2 separate regions of the Homo sapiens genome follow, and region 2 is linked to region 1. The links are chromatin contacts, found by Hi-C or POLR2A ChIA-PET in ENCODE. All regions are on one chromosome and are shown on one strand. Each heading gives the region's core, a stretch centred on a gene start or an enhancer-like site at or near the end of the contact. The rest is flanking DNA. Distances are from core to core; before and after follow the strand shown.

Region 1 (7,869 bases), core at 3,002-5,501:
GCTATAAGTATCTAGCATAAATCTTCCTTTCAGTCTTCCCCAAAAGACATGCAGCCATTCACTAGGGTAACTGTGTACTGAGGAAGGGGGCATATCCAGGCTTTTGGTAGATTTCTGGACATTGGTTCTGAGTCTATGCTAATCTCTAGAGACCCAAAATGCCTCTGACCCATTGGAGGGGGGTATCACTTATTGGTAATCAGGTAGTAAATGAAATTTGGACCTGTGGCTGCTTCATTGGATTCCAGTGGGTCTCTTCACCTGCGATGTGGTTATCTTCCCATTCCTGAATGGAGCTGTCATCTCAGAAACAAAAAGAGCCCATCTCCATATGGATTTTCTGTCTTGTGTGGTGAGTATTAGTATGGTAGGCAGGGCCAAGTGAAAGCTTCTTGGGATTTCCCCTTCCTATGTAAGAGTAAACTGAAAGCAATACCTTATCCCTGGGGAAATGACAGCGATTAGTACTTCTATCTAACATTTGAACAGTACAAGAGTTGTTCTACTGTGTCCTCATTTAGCTCCTCTGTCTGGCATGTACAGAAGGAAGATGGTTATTGGAGAATGACTGTGAATTCTTACAACATTAACAAGTTACTAGACCAGATGTAGTCTCTTTTATTGGATAACACAGCAGAGCTCTTGGCACTTGGTATGCAGCTACGAATCTGGTGGATGCTTTTTCCCCCCGATACCAAATTAGCAAATATCACCAGAAGAAGCTTGCTCTCAAGCAGCTGGAGGAATGGCAAAACACCTCCCTATCTTACCTCAGGCCTGCGTTACCTCTCCTGCTCTCTGACGAGAACTAGTCTGCAGGAGCCTGGACCATCTTGGTATCCTGCAGAACATCCTGCTGATGTGTAATTGACATGATGAGCAGCAAGGAGCAAATATCGTACATGCCTTAATAAGACAAATGTATGCCAGGGGGTGGGAGATGATCCCCAAGAAAAATCAAACGCCTATTGCTTTGGTGAAGATTCTAGGGGTCCAGTGTGGTCTGGAGAATATTGGCATTTCCTCTCCAAAGTGAAAGACAAATTACTGTACTTTGTACCACCTATCACGAAGAAGAGCTATAATATTCTGTGGGTCTTTTTATTTTTGAGGTAACATAAACACTTTTAGAGTCTATTGTTCAGAGCAATGTTGTGAGTTACCTACTACGCTGCAAGTTTTGTCTAGGGACCAGTGCAAAAAAGGGCTCAAGAGAGAGCAGGGTTTCTCAGTCTTGGCACTATTGACATTTACGGGACAGGCAATTCTTTGCTGTGGGGCGGGCCTGTGCATTGCAGGATGTTTAATAGCATGCCTGGCCTCCACCTACCAGATGTTAGTAGCATCACTCCCCATAGTTTTGAGAACTGAAAATGTCTGCAGACATTGCCAAATATTTTCTGGGGTGCAAAATCACCCCCATTTGAGAACCATTGGGCTACAGCATGTCTAGTTAAGCTTTAAGGTGAGAATCATTGGGCTACAGCAGGTCTAGTTAAGCTTTAAGGTGACTACAGTACTGGCTGACAACTGGACTGCAGCCTCGTGAGAGACCCTCAGCCAGATTCTCCCAACTGTGCTGTTCCCAGATTCCTGACCCTCAGAAACAATGTAAGATGATAAATGCATGTTGTGAAGTTTTGGGGTAATTTATTACTCAGGAAACTCAGACAACTAATACACCAGTCCTCTGAGCCATAAGGTTAGGCATGCATGGCAGAAATCCATCATCAGGTGTAAGTAGTAAAATAGTATATACCAGGTTCGGTTTGAGCAGGTCCTTCAGGCACAAGTAAGTTTCAAGAGCAAGTGGCTGTGACTTCCATAGCATCTATTCTTGCTGCAATTTTAATTCACCATCAGTCCACATCTGTGACCTCTTAGGATTGACTGTTGACAGACTAAGAAAACATTTGGGCCTGGTTCGCAGATGGTCCCTTGCAGTTTGCAGGCACCAGGTAGATGTGGACTGCTGAAGCATTGCAGCCCAAATCAGGAACGTGGTAAGAGGAGCTCTCTCAGGACCAAACACTGAGCATGTTATCTGGAGGGAGAGATGGCCAGAAGTCGAGATATATACCAATTGATGGGTCATTAATGGTTTTATTAGCATACTGGTGACAACGAAGTCTAGGAAAAAGGTTTGCAGATGGACCTTTCCCTATGGGCACTATCACATATGAATTCTCATTAGAGGGCATCCACTGATGAGGCCCTCAGCAGTCCACTGACAGGATAGCCTGTTCTGTGGATGTCAGTCAGTCCATTTCCAGCAACCCCGAGGCTTGCTTAATAGGCTCATGAAGAGCATGGCCATTGTGGCAGGGAGAGAAGCCAGACATGAGTTCAACAATGTGGACTTCCCCTCATCAAACTGGTCTGGCTCCTGTCACTGATAAATGACTAACTTGCTGACAGGGGCTCTACCATCTCTGAGTCTCTGATGTGGAGTCATTCCCCAGGGGGACCAGTCAGCCATCAGATTATTGCATGGAACTTCTATTATGAAGGACATGATTTTGTCCTCTAGAATAGACACTATTTATTTTTTCTTTCTTTCTTTTTAAATAGAGACAGGGTCTCACTCTGTCACCCAGGCTGGAGTGCAGTGGTGCAATCATAGCTCACTATAACCTTGAACTCCTGGGCTCAAGTGATCCTCCTGCCACAGCCTCCCAAGTAGCTAGGACTACAGGCACTCACCACCATGCCCAGCTCTTTTTTAAAAAAAATTTTTTTGTTCAGACAGGGTCTCGCTATGTTGCCCAGGCTGGGACACTATTTCTAAATATGCTGTGCATTCACTGCCTGCAGTGGGTTTATCAGTACCACCATCTGTGAACTTAACACAGAGCCTTATTTAATAGCATGATGATTATGACCAAAGAAGTTCTTTGCTTGTGACCAAAGAACTAATTTTACAGCAAAAGTAGTACAGCATTGGTATCATGCCCATGGGACTTATTGGATTACCATGTACTCCAGCACCCAAAGGTAGTTATCATTACAAAATTTAGAAATAGATAACTGAAGTTTCAAAAATGGTACCATCTGGAAGATAACTGCCTGCAGTCTAGGTGGCTTTCTTACTGCACGTAGATTATGCTTTGAATCAGCAAATGAGTGATGCTATGTCTCTCATAGTCAGGATACACAGACCTGGGAGTCAAGGGGTAAAAATGAGAGTGGCTACTCTCACTATCACATCCTGAATATCACTCACAGAATATTTGCCCTCCTTCTACAAAACATAGATCAGCTGGTTTAAAGGTCTTGATTCCTAGGAGAGAACGCTTCCTCTAGGGGAAACAATAACGTTCCACTGAACTGGAATTCGATACTTCTGTCTGCCCATTTCAAGTTTCTTCTGCCACTAAATGGACAGGCAAAGAAGAGGGTTACTTTTCTGGCTGGGGTGACTGAACAGAATTATTACCAGGGAGTAATTGGGTTGCCGTGACACACAATGGTGGCAGAGAGGACTATGTCTGAAGCCCTGGAAATTCTCCTGGGTGCCTCTTAGCACTTCCATGTCCAAGAGTAAAAGTTTCTGGAATAATATTGCAACCTGCAGGACAGCTAAAGACTTAGACCCTTCAAAAATGAAGGTTTCAATAATCTTGCCAAGAAAAGAACCCCAGACAACTAACTTCAGTTGCTGGCTGAAGGTAAAAGGAAGATGGAATGGACGTTGGAAGAAGTTCATTCTCAATTATTATTTAACTATTATCATCATCAGTCAACTAGTTTTGTTACCAGTCACCAAAACAAAACCCGTAGCAGCTATGCACATTTTCTTCTTTGTTTACTCTGCATAACACTGAGTGTTGGTGGTTAATTTTACAACTTAGCCTTTAGGTTGTAGAACATCCATTATAAAAGGTGCAATGGTGTCTGAAAGGAAAAAATTTAACATCACCCTGGGATGAATACAGTGGCTGAGGCCACTATCTTACAGGGTTTTACTCTGAATTATCTGTTTTAGGGAGAGAGTGAACTTGTGTTCATCTGTGTGAGGAATAAAATTGCATTCTGTGAGGAAGAAGTGTGATGTTGCTGTAGGGTGCGTACAATGGAATGTGTGGATGCTGAGTAGCAAAAGGGTGGATGTGCTGGATTGTGTCTCTTGACTCTTAAGTCCAAGTCCACCCTTCTGGATAATCCTCCATCCTCTTTCCCAGACTCACTCATCCAGCTGGTTTCATGGGAGGCGCTGGTGCTAGGTTCCAGTGTGGGAGGAGGAGATTAGCCATTTTCCCCAGCTGGCCTGGACTGCCTGTGCTCTGGGCTCCAGCAATCCGGGGATAGTTTCAGCAAGATCAACACTGAGTATCCCTGACAGGATTCAGCCAAGGGCCAGTGGCAGCTTCCCAGCCTCTTTGGGTAAGAGCCCCTTCTTTTTTTGCTCCTCAGTCCTTCCAGTAGTTTTTAACCAATTTCCTGTGTTCCATCCTACTCTGCTTGAGATATATAGAGAGGTTTCTACTTTTGTGTTTGAGCACTGAATGATACATAGTTCCTTCCATATCAGTCCATAGTGAGCTTCCTCATTCTCTAGTCAAAAAAAAAAAAAAAAAAAAAAAAAAAACCCAAACAAACAAACAAACAAAACAGGAATACATCATATTTATATGAGAAGACCCAATAATGGATATTTAGACTGCTCTCAATCTGCTCTTTTAATCAATAAGAGTAGTAAGTACATTTCCATTTCAGGAAAGTATTATCAAGGCATATATTTGGAAATTTTTGTGTCTTACCCCACTTGGAATTTTACGCGCCAGAGCTCTTATGCAGGAATCTAAATGGCTGAAATAGGATTAAACTAGACTGTGGAATCTAGAGAGCGTTCAACTGCAGCTGGTTATTTATTGCTTAATAAGTATTTTGAAGTATTGTTCGGCTATGTCCTAGCCTTATCTCTTCCAAATGAATTGCAAGCACTCGGAGCTTGATTTTTTGTCATCTTTTGAATATGTAAATGTGTCATGTTGGGAGGGGGGTTGGTAGTACCTCCCTCCTCTGTGATTCATGTCACCTGAATGTGTCATCCTACTGGCAGTCTAGGAAGAGCCCTGCATAGGTCTTAGGTTTTCTCTTGAGGAAGGAGCTCATGACACAGCCAGCACTTCCACATAGGATAGTAGCTCAAATAGAGGTCCAGTTTGTTTTATTATTGGGCTTATTCCAAATTCCTTTCCTGGGGCACTGTGCTTTAGAAATGCTTTTTTCTTAATTATGAAATATTTTAATTGATTTGTGGGCAGTGCCTCTTATTCAGCCTGTGCAGCCAGTCCCTTTGGTCCAGCTCAGGGTTGGAGGACTGCCTGGACCTGTTCAACGCCCTCAGCCCCGTGAGGCCGCCTCAGGCCATCTCACCCATCTGACACTGCTTCCACTGACCACAGAATGAAGGCCTCTTTAGCTCTTTGCTAGCTCCATCCCCCAACTCTGTTTCTTGATTTTATCTTCTTTAATTAATGAAGTGCACTTTTGCTATCTTCTTAACTTTTAGGTATTCAGATGATTCTGCCGTTCCATTTCCAGCTCTTAGACTCGTTGAATGTTCTAAAATGGGAAAGGCTGGGTCCTGTTTATAGTTGCCTTGCCAACTCCCAATCAGCCTTTTCCTAAGGAAGATTTTTCTTTAGCCAGTCTACACTTTCATAGCAACTTAGAGTGTGACAGGAATCCTCAAACATTCAGAAGTGACTTGGCCGGTAGAGATCCGGAGTTGCATTTCTAGCATGAATATCCAGCCTTGTCCCTTGAGGGTTCAACTTTAATAATCTTTAACATAATCCCTTTAAAACACAAATCCCTGGCAGATCCAAGCTGCTTTGGTACAAAAGTTCTAGAGATTAAAACCAAAGCTGCTTTCGGTGGTAGTGCTGTTATACTGTCAATCCCATTGCCAGCCAAATTAACAGCATACATTTCTGATAACCCACCTAATGCTGGTAAGCAATCAATAGCCAGATTCATTTAACTCTCAGAAGCTTAAGTGCTGTTAAATCACATTTCCTGTTCATGGGGCTGAATCCTAGAAGATGTGCAAGAGTTGTTTTTTCAAGTACTCAGTGGAAAAAAGAAAGAAGGCATGTAAAGGAAAAGGTTTTAGTACTTATATGTTATATTGATTATATATAACATTTATATTCACTGTAATATTGAACAAAAATAGTTTATACTGATCATTTACTACACGAAACAGCATTACCTAAGATAAATGGTAACTGATTTGCTAATTTTCTAGATAGTCACATTCACAGATAAGTTCACAGCTGGATCAGATACACCGTTAACAAAAACTGGTTTTTAAAACTATCAAAACAGGAAGAACATGGAAACTTCATCCCTAAATCCTCAATGGCACATTGGAGATTTCTTAACGCGTATTGCTTTTCTTTTCACTGGAATTCCACATGCAAGTTGTGAAGTGCAAGACTGAACTATTAGAAGCTCCAGATTTGACATGATCGCAAATTAGTTTTACCTCTTGCTGGTACATATTCCCTATGTTCAGGTTCATAGAAATCCCAGAAAACACATAGGTCTCCATCTGAATTTTGGTCAAAGGATTCAGTTCTACCTCTTTCATCCTGGCCCAGTTTTACTGCTGGGAGTCTCACTGGCTTTCTCTTTAGCCGTCAACAAATTTGGAGCAAGCTTTTCTCTCTGGGAAAAGATTACATATGGCAGTCTGGATTTTAGTTTATATTTTCATTATAAATGAGAGAGTCTTTTAAAAAGCCACTTAAGAATCACTGCACAGCTTCATGTGGGATTTGGCCAACGGTTGTTGGGGTTCTAAGCTATTAAATCAGCTTTTTTCTAACTGCGAAAAGCAGAGGTTGAAATTTTATATTTTTTCAACTCCTCAACCAGTGGCTTAAGTAGTTGAGTTATTAAGAAGAAAACAATATGGAGTATTTTTCAGAATTAGACATTCGCTTTTGGTTTGTTTATCCACAGATGAAAAGAGTTGAGAAGATTTCATCTTAGCATATCTAATTTGAATTACATCTCTTCTACCAGAATCCTTTTCTCGGGCATAATGTAGCGGGAACCATCAGTTTGTTATTGCTGGCAGGTCTCAGCTTGTAACCAACAGAGGAATATTCCAGTCCTGCCATGACACAAAATAGAATTTGTATTCGTACTGGAAGAAAGGGTTGACTTTCTAAATACCTTATTGTAGTTTATGAGTTTAAATTAAGCTAGATTTTTTAAAAAATCTATTTGTAAGGGTCTCATTGCCTCTAAAGAGCAAAACTAGGTCAAAACTTCCCTTAACTTAAAGGTGGATAAACAATTCTATTTCACATAAAATACCATGAAATTGAAAAGATGACCAAACTCACAATTTCCCATTAGAAAATACCTCAGTTCATTCAACAATAAATATGAATGAACATTTACGAAGTGTCAGGTGCTCCACTAGGAGCTGTGAACACAGGACAGAATAAAACAGACAAAAGTACCTGTCCTCGTAGCTTTTCTTAAGGCTTTCTGGAATGAACTAAAACATTAATGAATTGTTAATATGAAAAACAAACTAGTTTTCTTCATTAAATGGGTGTAGTTGCCAATGTAATAAAAATTATAAGTTAAAAATACTATCCAAGAATTTCTGTGACACCAAGACCTCTGAAGGTCTTTGCTACTGTGCTGATTGCAATGAACAGAACTTTTATATCCATTTGTTCTAGGAAAGTGTTGTTCTCTGGATACCATGTTGCCAAAGAAAAAAATATATCGTTTCTGGGTAGATTCAGAAACAGAGCTGTAAATGATTCTGGCAGGATGAGCATGGAAGGGAGAAGATATTAACAACTGGAAAATGGCCTTGTTGCCAGAGGCTCCATA
Region 2 (7,869 bases), core at 2,094-4,593, 110 kb after region 1:
TTTGAATTTCAGATAACAAATAATGGCTTAGTATAAGTATGTCCCAAATATTGCATGGAATATACTTACATTAAAATTTTATTTGTTGTTTACCTGAAATTCAAATTTAACTGGGTATTTTGTGTTTTATCTGATAATCTTGGTCAGAGATAATCTCCCAGGTTACTTCTATCTCGAAAATGGCAGGATTCTCCAGCTCAAGTTCCACTTGAGGAAGTTATCATCGAGTTTCAATTTCAGTTTTTATTTCACAGCCAAAAAACTGGCTATTTTTTTTTAAGCAAGCACTTAGTAGCGTGGTAGCACTCCTGTTTCTTAAAAGAGAGTGAAGAATGAAAAAAGTAAATTTAGTAAATTAGATTTACATATGCCATTTGCTCATTTAACTGTATTTTAGTCAAGAACTCTTCTTATTACATGGTGAGCATTTTCTAGAAAATAGAATCTAGAATCAAGCCCACATGAAATTACAAATTTTAGAAGCAGATCTGCTAAACATATATATAATACATAAGTGGCCGGGCGCGGTGGCTCACACCTGTGGGAGGCCGAGGCGGGCAGATCACGAGGTCAAGAGATTGAGACCATTCTGGCCAACGTGGTGAAACCCCGTTTCTACTAAAAATACAAAAATTATCTGGGTGTGGTGGTGGGCGCCTGTAGTCCCAGCTACTCAGGAGGCTGAGGCAGGAGAATTGCTTGAACCTGGGAGGCAGAGGTGGCAGTGAGCCGAGATCACGCCACTGCACTCCAGCCTGGCGACATAGTGAGACTCCGTCTCAATAATAATAATAATACATAAGCATGTGTGTTCACAAGTGCACACTCCATGCATTTATTCAGGTACAAGAGCTACATGGCACAAGAAGCATGCTTCTTCTTGGTGATTCCATTTGGCCACCTTGCTGGCATTGTGCTAAGGACTTGTCTCATAAACAGAATTTTAGTTAAGGGCTCTCTGCTCGCAGAAAGGTACCTTAAAGGACCAAAAAGAGAAACAGATTGCAAGGAAGAATGACTAGGAGAAAATTATTCCTCAGATAAGTTTTTAAACAGAGATTGGGTGGATGCAGGGCAGAAAAGGTGAGTGGACATGATCATGCATTGTAGACCCAAAGACAGCACTGGAATCTGGTCAGTTCTAATAGAGTCAGAAGCATAATCATAAACACAAGCAACATTCAGGATAATCGAGTTTCAGATAATCTAAGCAAAAGTTCCATGCCAAAAAAGCCAAGCAAAGTGTACCTACAGTCACTGGCAGTGGACTTGAGGTAAGAGGTGGGACTCAACTACAAAGGTAGGGCTTGGACACTGGATCAAATTGAGGACTAGCTAAGACAGGGCCTGGGCGGAAGCAGCTTTCCATAAGACATGCCTATCAGTGGGCCATGTCAGTTTACCATTGTGATGGCAACACCCAGGCGTTACCACCCCTTTCCATGGCAATGACCCAAAGACTCAAAAGCTACCATCCATTCCCTAGAAAATTCTGCATGAACCAACCCTTAATCTGCATGTAATTAAAAGTGGGTTTAAATACAACTGCAAAATTGCCCTAAGCTGCTACTCGGACTAGGCAGTAGCCCTGCAGGAGCAGACACGGAGTTGTAACACTGCCCCTTCAATAAAGCTATTTTCTTCTACCTCCATCTCACCATTGAATTCTTTTTTTTTTTTTTTAATTGAGATGGAGTTTCGCTCTTGTTGCCCAGGCTGCAGTGCAGTGGTGTGATCTCGGCTCACCACAACCTCTGCCTCCCAGGTTCAAGTGATTCTCCTGCCTCAGCCTCCCAAGTAGCTGGGATTACAGGCATGCACCACCAAGCCCAGCTAATTTTTCTATTTTTAGTAGAGATGGGGTTTCTCCATGTTGGTCAGGCTGGTCTGGAACTCCTGACCTCAGGTGATCTGCCTGCCTCGGCCTCCCAAAGTGCTGGGATTACAGGTGTGAGCCACCACACCTGGCCACCCTTGAATTCTTTCCTGGGCAAATCCAAAACCCCTCACAGGCTAAGCCCCACTTTGGGGCTCATCTGCCTTGCACTGGACCGATACAAGCTCAGCAACAGGAATCCTGGCAGTGCTGCTCTGTTGGAACCCGTGAAGGGAGCCTCTTCTGCATTCACTCTACATCTAGCAAGGCTGAGCCATGATCCTCTCCACCTGGCACAGGACACAGAGTTTTCTCATTTAATATAGGAAGCCTGCTTCCTAGCTGCATTGCTATGAAGCTTTGTTTAGCAACACTACATATCATTTCCCATTGCAAACCAACATGTAGGAGAAAACTATAGCAGCACTTCCATTTGGCTGCTAAGAAAATAACTATAGGTCCACCACTAGACTGAGCACCAGGAGGGCAGGGGGTTTGAGGACTGCTTACTACTGTCTCACCAGCACCAAGAACAGCAGCTGGCACATAATAGGCAATTGGTAAACAATGGCAGAAGGAGATTGGCACCAGCTAGTGTACTCCAAATCAAAGTTAATACATTTCATAATTTGTTTTAAACCAGAGAGGCATTGTGACTAAATAGCATATTCCAAATAAGAAAAGTGGGAGAGTATTTTAACATCTTGTTCGTGAAAAAGTTTTATTTCCAAACACAAAAGCAGCAAAACTGTGAACGGTAAATGTCTCCTTACAGCCATGCACTATTAATAGTCAAAAAGAATGAGATTTTCTGAAAAAAGAAAGTTGGTTTTCAAAGGGAGAAAATGAAAGCTCCACTCTTTAAACCTGTAGTAGCCCATTTGCAGGTTTTGAAGCGACCCTCTTATTCCAAACACCCATCTGGAGAGCTGGAGAGAAGAATGTGGTCACAAAGGGAAATGAATAGTGTAAACTATAAAGGAAACAGCTGAAATCAGTTTTCTGCACCACCCTTGATTAGCTATTTTCCAGTTCTAAGAGCCCGAAGCAAAAAGAACTACAACAGCTATAAACAATAGATGCTTTGAAATAGGTTCCCTTTACATGTCAGGAAAGAGGAGATGGACCACATGTCAGCAGTCGACATCCCCATATGGAGGGGCAACTGGAAGCTGTAACTGTCTTTGGGGGAGGGGAAGGAAAGACAGAAACGGCTTGGCAGTGATGCTCTGTCTTAGAGGGGGCCCGATGCATCTCTTCAATACAGAACCTCTGCCCTCAGGGTGTTTGCTAGTTAACCACTGAGCTTGTTTGGATTTAAACCAAAGAGGGATGGGAGGTGGGGGCGGGGAGTAGGTTTCTAATCTGAAGAAAGAGAGCACACAGTGCCAAGAGAGCCCTGGCCCTGGCTCTGAAGAAGCCTGTGAGGAGGACTGCCGTCCGTTACGTCTGTGGAGGGAAGGGGAGGAGGTGCTGGGGGGAACACCCCGTCAGCATCTTGGCAAATATGTCCCTAGGACCCCACTGTATGTGGAAGCAGAAGTGTGGGGCCCTGGGCATCCCCCTAGAAACTGAATAGAAGTGATCGAATCATGGAACATGTGAAAAACAAACAAAAGTGGAGAAGACAACAGCCATATTCTTTTCTGGGTGGGCAGAGGGAGAGATCTTTGGGAAAGGGGCTTGGAAGTAGTTCTTTCTTCTCTCCCCCCGGCCACCTATCTGCCTCAGAGAGAAAGAAAAGTAAAACGGAAAGCTTTTGTCAGAGATCAGCAAACTCTGACTCCTATTAGATGCACTTTCGCTTTGAGGATTGGTAGTAATTAACAGAGTGCTTGGTGGAGGTGTGGGGTAGGGAGCTAGTTAACTCCTTCTGGCCACTAGGGTTCTTTTAGTAAATTATTATAATACATAAAGCGGTGCCCTAGTGACCAGAAAGAATCTAGGACTTGGTCTCTAGTAATAATTTGTAGACTGGAAAAATCTGACCAAATAAGAAAGGTCACTTGCTTTTTTTTAAAAATGCTAAAAATAGCAATGATTAATATGAGTGAAAAAAGGGAGAAATTATATGGACACTGTTTGGCCAGACTTACAACTTTACATTTTTCCTTTTTTTTTTTTTTTTAAGCAAAACAAAACTTTCATAAGAAGAAGAGAGAATACTAGAGACTAACAAGCTAAGTTTTCAGCCTGGAAAAGTCATGAAATAGAAGCAAAAAGTAAAAAATTGCATCCAAAAGCCACGAAAAGAAGAATCCTGAGAAACAAACAAATATCTGAAAAGATGTTGTCTCCCTGCAAATGCAAAGTTAAATACAAATTTGGAAAACAAGTAGAAACCTTTCAGATGTCTGGTTGAAAGGTTTAAAAAATAATCTTTAATTGAAAAATTCTGCTCTGTGTGTGTGGATGTGAAAATATCCTTAAATTATCTTCAGGAATTGGACTATAAGGCTCAGTCAATAAAAATTCCAACACTAGAATAATTTTCCTATTGAGATAGAAAAATGTTTGGTCTTAGGAAAGCCAAGAGAAAGCAGGAGCATTTTACCTGTATAAATCCCGTGCTACATCGTCCTCATTGACTGCATATCCGTGGGTATCATCAGTAAAACTGAAGCCTGTGCCCACCTGCAGGAGAAATAAACACGCAGGTATAAACACAGAGAAACACATGCCTTAGGGACCTGCAGAGAGGTCCCACACTGGAAGGTGACCTTGTTCCAAAGGCCAAGCTCAGACTTCAGATTTTTGCCGTTGCCCCCCTATGCCTTTAGCCCTCCTCCCAGGAGGATGCTAGGTGCCACCTATTCTCTCCACCCCCTAAAGCCCAAATAAAACAGCAACACAGAGCTTTGCCCTGGGGTCAGTGGCTGAGCTGTCCTGTGCCTCAGTGGAGACCCTGCCAGATGTTGATTTAAGGAAGAAGGATTCATCTTTTCCATCCCCTGCTACAGTATCAAAAGATCCAAAGTTGTCTCCTCTCTGAAACCTGGAGAGTGCATGGCTCTGTCCTGCCAAGAAGAAACTCTTGGTTGGCGCAGTGGCTCACTTCTGTAATCCCAGCACTTTGGGAGGCTGAGGCGGGCGGAACACCTGAGGTCAGGAGTTTGAGACCAGCCTGGCGAAACCCCGTTTCTACTAAAAATACGAAAATTAGCCGGGCATGATGGCGGGCACCTGTAATCCCAGCTACTCAGGAGGCTGAGGCATAAGAATCACCTGAGCCCAGGAGGCGGAGATTGCAGTGAGCTGAGATCATGCCACTGCATTCCAGCCTGGGTGACCAAGCGAGACTCCGTCTCCAAAAAAAAAAAAAAAAAAAAAGAAAGAAACTCTTTAGGCTGAAGAAAAAGGTAGTTGTACATTGTCTTCCTCTTCTTCTTCTTCCTCCTCCTCCTCCCCCTTCTTGTCTTTATTTGCAAGAAATATGGCCATTAAGCCATTTCATCTTCAGTAGGTAAGGAGTTTTAACATAATTAAGACTAATTTTAAACTAATATTTTCTTATTAGAACCTAGAAGTTCACAGACAACTGAACTGCAAATTCAAAAGAAACTGAACTGCAAATTCAAAAGAAGAAGCTACTATTTTTATGTCAACAATTTGCATAAGGAATGCACTCCCTATCTGGTATAAAGATTTTTGTGTTTTTGTTTTCCAAACACCCAAGGATGTTTAATTCATCTTTTACTTAAATACACAGTTATGGATGAGGAAAATGGAAGGCTGACAAAACAAGGTGGGGGAAAGAGCATGTTGACATTTTTTTCCGCTTTTATTTGTGTTCTTTTGGACCATCTGAAAAGTGAGAGAAGTTAAAGATTTTAGTTAAGAGGGCAAAGATACTCCAAATCTGTAGAAGCTGACCCTAAGTTTCTCTCCTATTTTGCACCTTAATAGAACCAATATCAGAAGACCTCCCCAAGGAGAGTATCACTTTTTGTCCAGAGATGAAGCATGTTGCTTGTCTTAACAAGTGAAGGAGGCCAAGAGCAGTAGCTCATGCCTATAATCCCAGCACTTTGGGAGGCTGAGGTGGGCGGATCACTTGAGGTCAGGAGTTCAAGACCAGCCTGGCCAACATGGTGAAATCCCATCTCTACTAAAAATACAAAAGTTAGCCAGGCATGGTGGCGCAAGTCTGTAATCCCAGCTATTCAGGAGGCTGAGGCAGGAGAATTGCTTCAACCTGGGAAGTGGAGGTTGCAGTGAGCTGAGATGGTGCAACTGCACTCCAGTCTGGGTGACAGAGTGAGATTCATCTCAAAAAAATAAAAATTAAAAAAAAAAAGTGGAGACCCATTTTGACTTTTTATATCTATAACTCTATGTGAAAGATTAGACGATTGTGAAAGATTACAAGTTCTGACACTATATAATAACCTGTGATATAAGGAACCCAAACTGTTAGTGAAAAGAAATGAATTCCTCCTCCTGGGTTACCTAATTCAGTGAACAGGACATCTCATAGGATTAAAAATAAGGAAATGGGCCAGGCGTGGTGGCTCACACCTGTAATCCTATCATTTTGGGAGGCCAAGGCAGGTGGATCACCTAAGGTCAGGAGTTTGAGACCAGACTGGCTAACATGGTGAACACCCCCCACCCCACGCTCCCATCTCTACTAAAAATACAAAAATCAGCCAGGTGTGGTGGCACACGCCTGTAATCCCAGCTACTTGGGAGGCTGAGGCAGGAGAACCAGGTTGAACCGGGGAGGCGGAGGTTGCAGTGAGCTGCCAGCCTGGGCGACAGAGCGAGACTCCATCTCAATAGAAAAAAAAAAAATGAGGAAATGAGAGAAGGCAGCAAGGAAAATTGCCAAACTCCGATATGATTATACATGTTAACAGAAAAACTAAATCTCAAAATGGTTTTAATTTTACAGATTAAATTCTATTTTCAAAAGGAAAAACGAAATCTATTTTTTAAATGTACTTAATAAAAAGGAAAAAATAAAAGACAGGAGACGCCAGCACTGACAGCTCACAGGGTCATCCCGGACTTACTGGATTGTCAATGTAAAGCATGGAGAGCGTTGTGGTCCAGGGGAAGTCTCTGTCACGCACTGTGAAAACAAAGAAGAGGGGTGAGATAGAGTCGTGGACAAGCATTCCACCGAGGCCTCATGGTGGTCAGAAGCCCAACACACCCCACGGTCCTCATGAGCTGTTGGCGTACCCTCTAACAGTGCTGCACACTCTCATGGTGGGGAACAGGCACCTGCACCTTTACCCTCCCCACTCCTCTCCTTTACTTTCCCCCAGCCCAGAGTGTTTCTACACCTGAGATAAAGCTTGGAAACAAAACCCAGCAAAAGCTTGGAACAAAGCTGGTTCATGAAAAAACACCCACCAACCACCTCTGCAATAATATCCATATGTCCAATTAAATCAATCATCCTTAATGCTCCATCTCTTGAACAGAACTACTTCAACAAAACTGGCACATAAGCCTTTATACTGAGTCACAAACTGGCTCACACTCCAAATTCTGACCCAGGGGAAGTAAACAAAATTAAAAAAAAAAAAAAACAAAATGAGATGAAGGTAAACTTAGTGACAGCCAGATGTTGCTCTTTCTTTATCCTTCCTCCGCCTCAGCCCCCACCGGGAATAGCGTCTTGCTTCCAAGTTATCAGATAATGAGTGTGACTGAACCATAAAGTGTTTAGTTCATGTGAGTAATTAAGAATATAATTCCACCCATTAGTCCACTGCAAAGAGCTGTCCCAAATAGTAATAAATACCAACTGTTTTGCAAACCCAGAATGCTTGAGTCAGCAGCAGACTGCAAGAAAGCGGATTAGAACTTTTCACCCAAATTTCAAGGGAGAAAGCAGCCCAGTCAGGACACTCACCCCGAGGCTCCTCCTTCTCGGATGGATATTGCCAGAAAGTTGTGTTTTGATAATCTGGAACGGTTAAGCTATTCATAGTGGTTCAGTGTTTACTCTAAATTAGTTTTGGAGCAGGTATGAGGCTCAG

The links. Hi-C counts contacts between places; a loop is a spot of excess contacts on that map. ChIA-PET counts read pairs that join two places held with the same protein, here RNA polymerase II (POLR2A). Pooled maps may share reads with other maps.
Region 2: a loop to region 1 is called in a map of vagina, with 3 times the contacts of the local background. The contact joins the enhancer-like site here to the promoter of CPVL-AS2 in region 1. A Hi-C loop is called at or near these places in 1 of 168 maps with a recorded cell type or tissue (vagina) and 2 of 50 pooled maps. POLR2A ChIA-PET finds 5 or more read pairs at or near these places in 2 of 52 experiments (HCT116 and activated CD4-positive, alpha-beta memory T cell).

What each region holds. Positions count from the first base shown.
Region 1 is chr7:28,975,716-28,983,584 of GRCh38, forward strand. It overlaps CPVL-AS2 (CPVL antisense RNA 2), which reads left to right and starts at 4,252. Exons shown (of 5, transcript NR_038965.1): 1 at 4,252-4,383.
Region 2 is chr7:29,088,193-29,096,061 of GRCh38, forward strand. CPVL (carboxypeptidase vitellogenic like) reads right to left here. Exons shown (of 13, transcript NM_031311.5): 5 at 6,892-6,950; 6 at 4,431-4,510. Among named protein-coding and RNA genes, the nearest start is that of CPVL-AS1, 12 kb to the left of the region's middle. Within about 2 kb of position 3,344, at least 8 of the 41 ENCODE cell types and tissues checked have a DNase peak (open chromatin) inside an H3K27ac peak, as active enhancers do.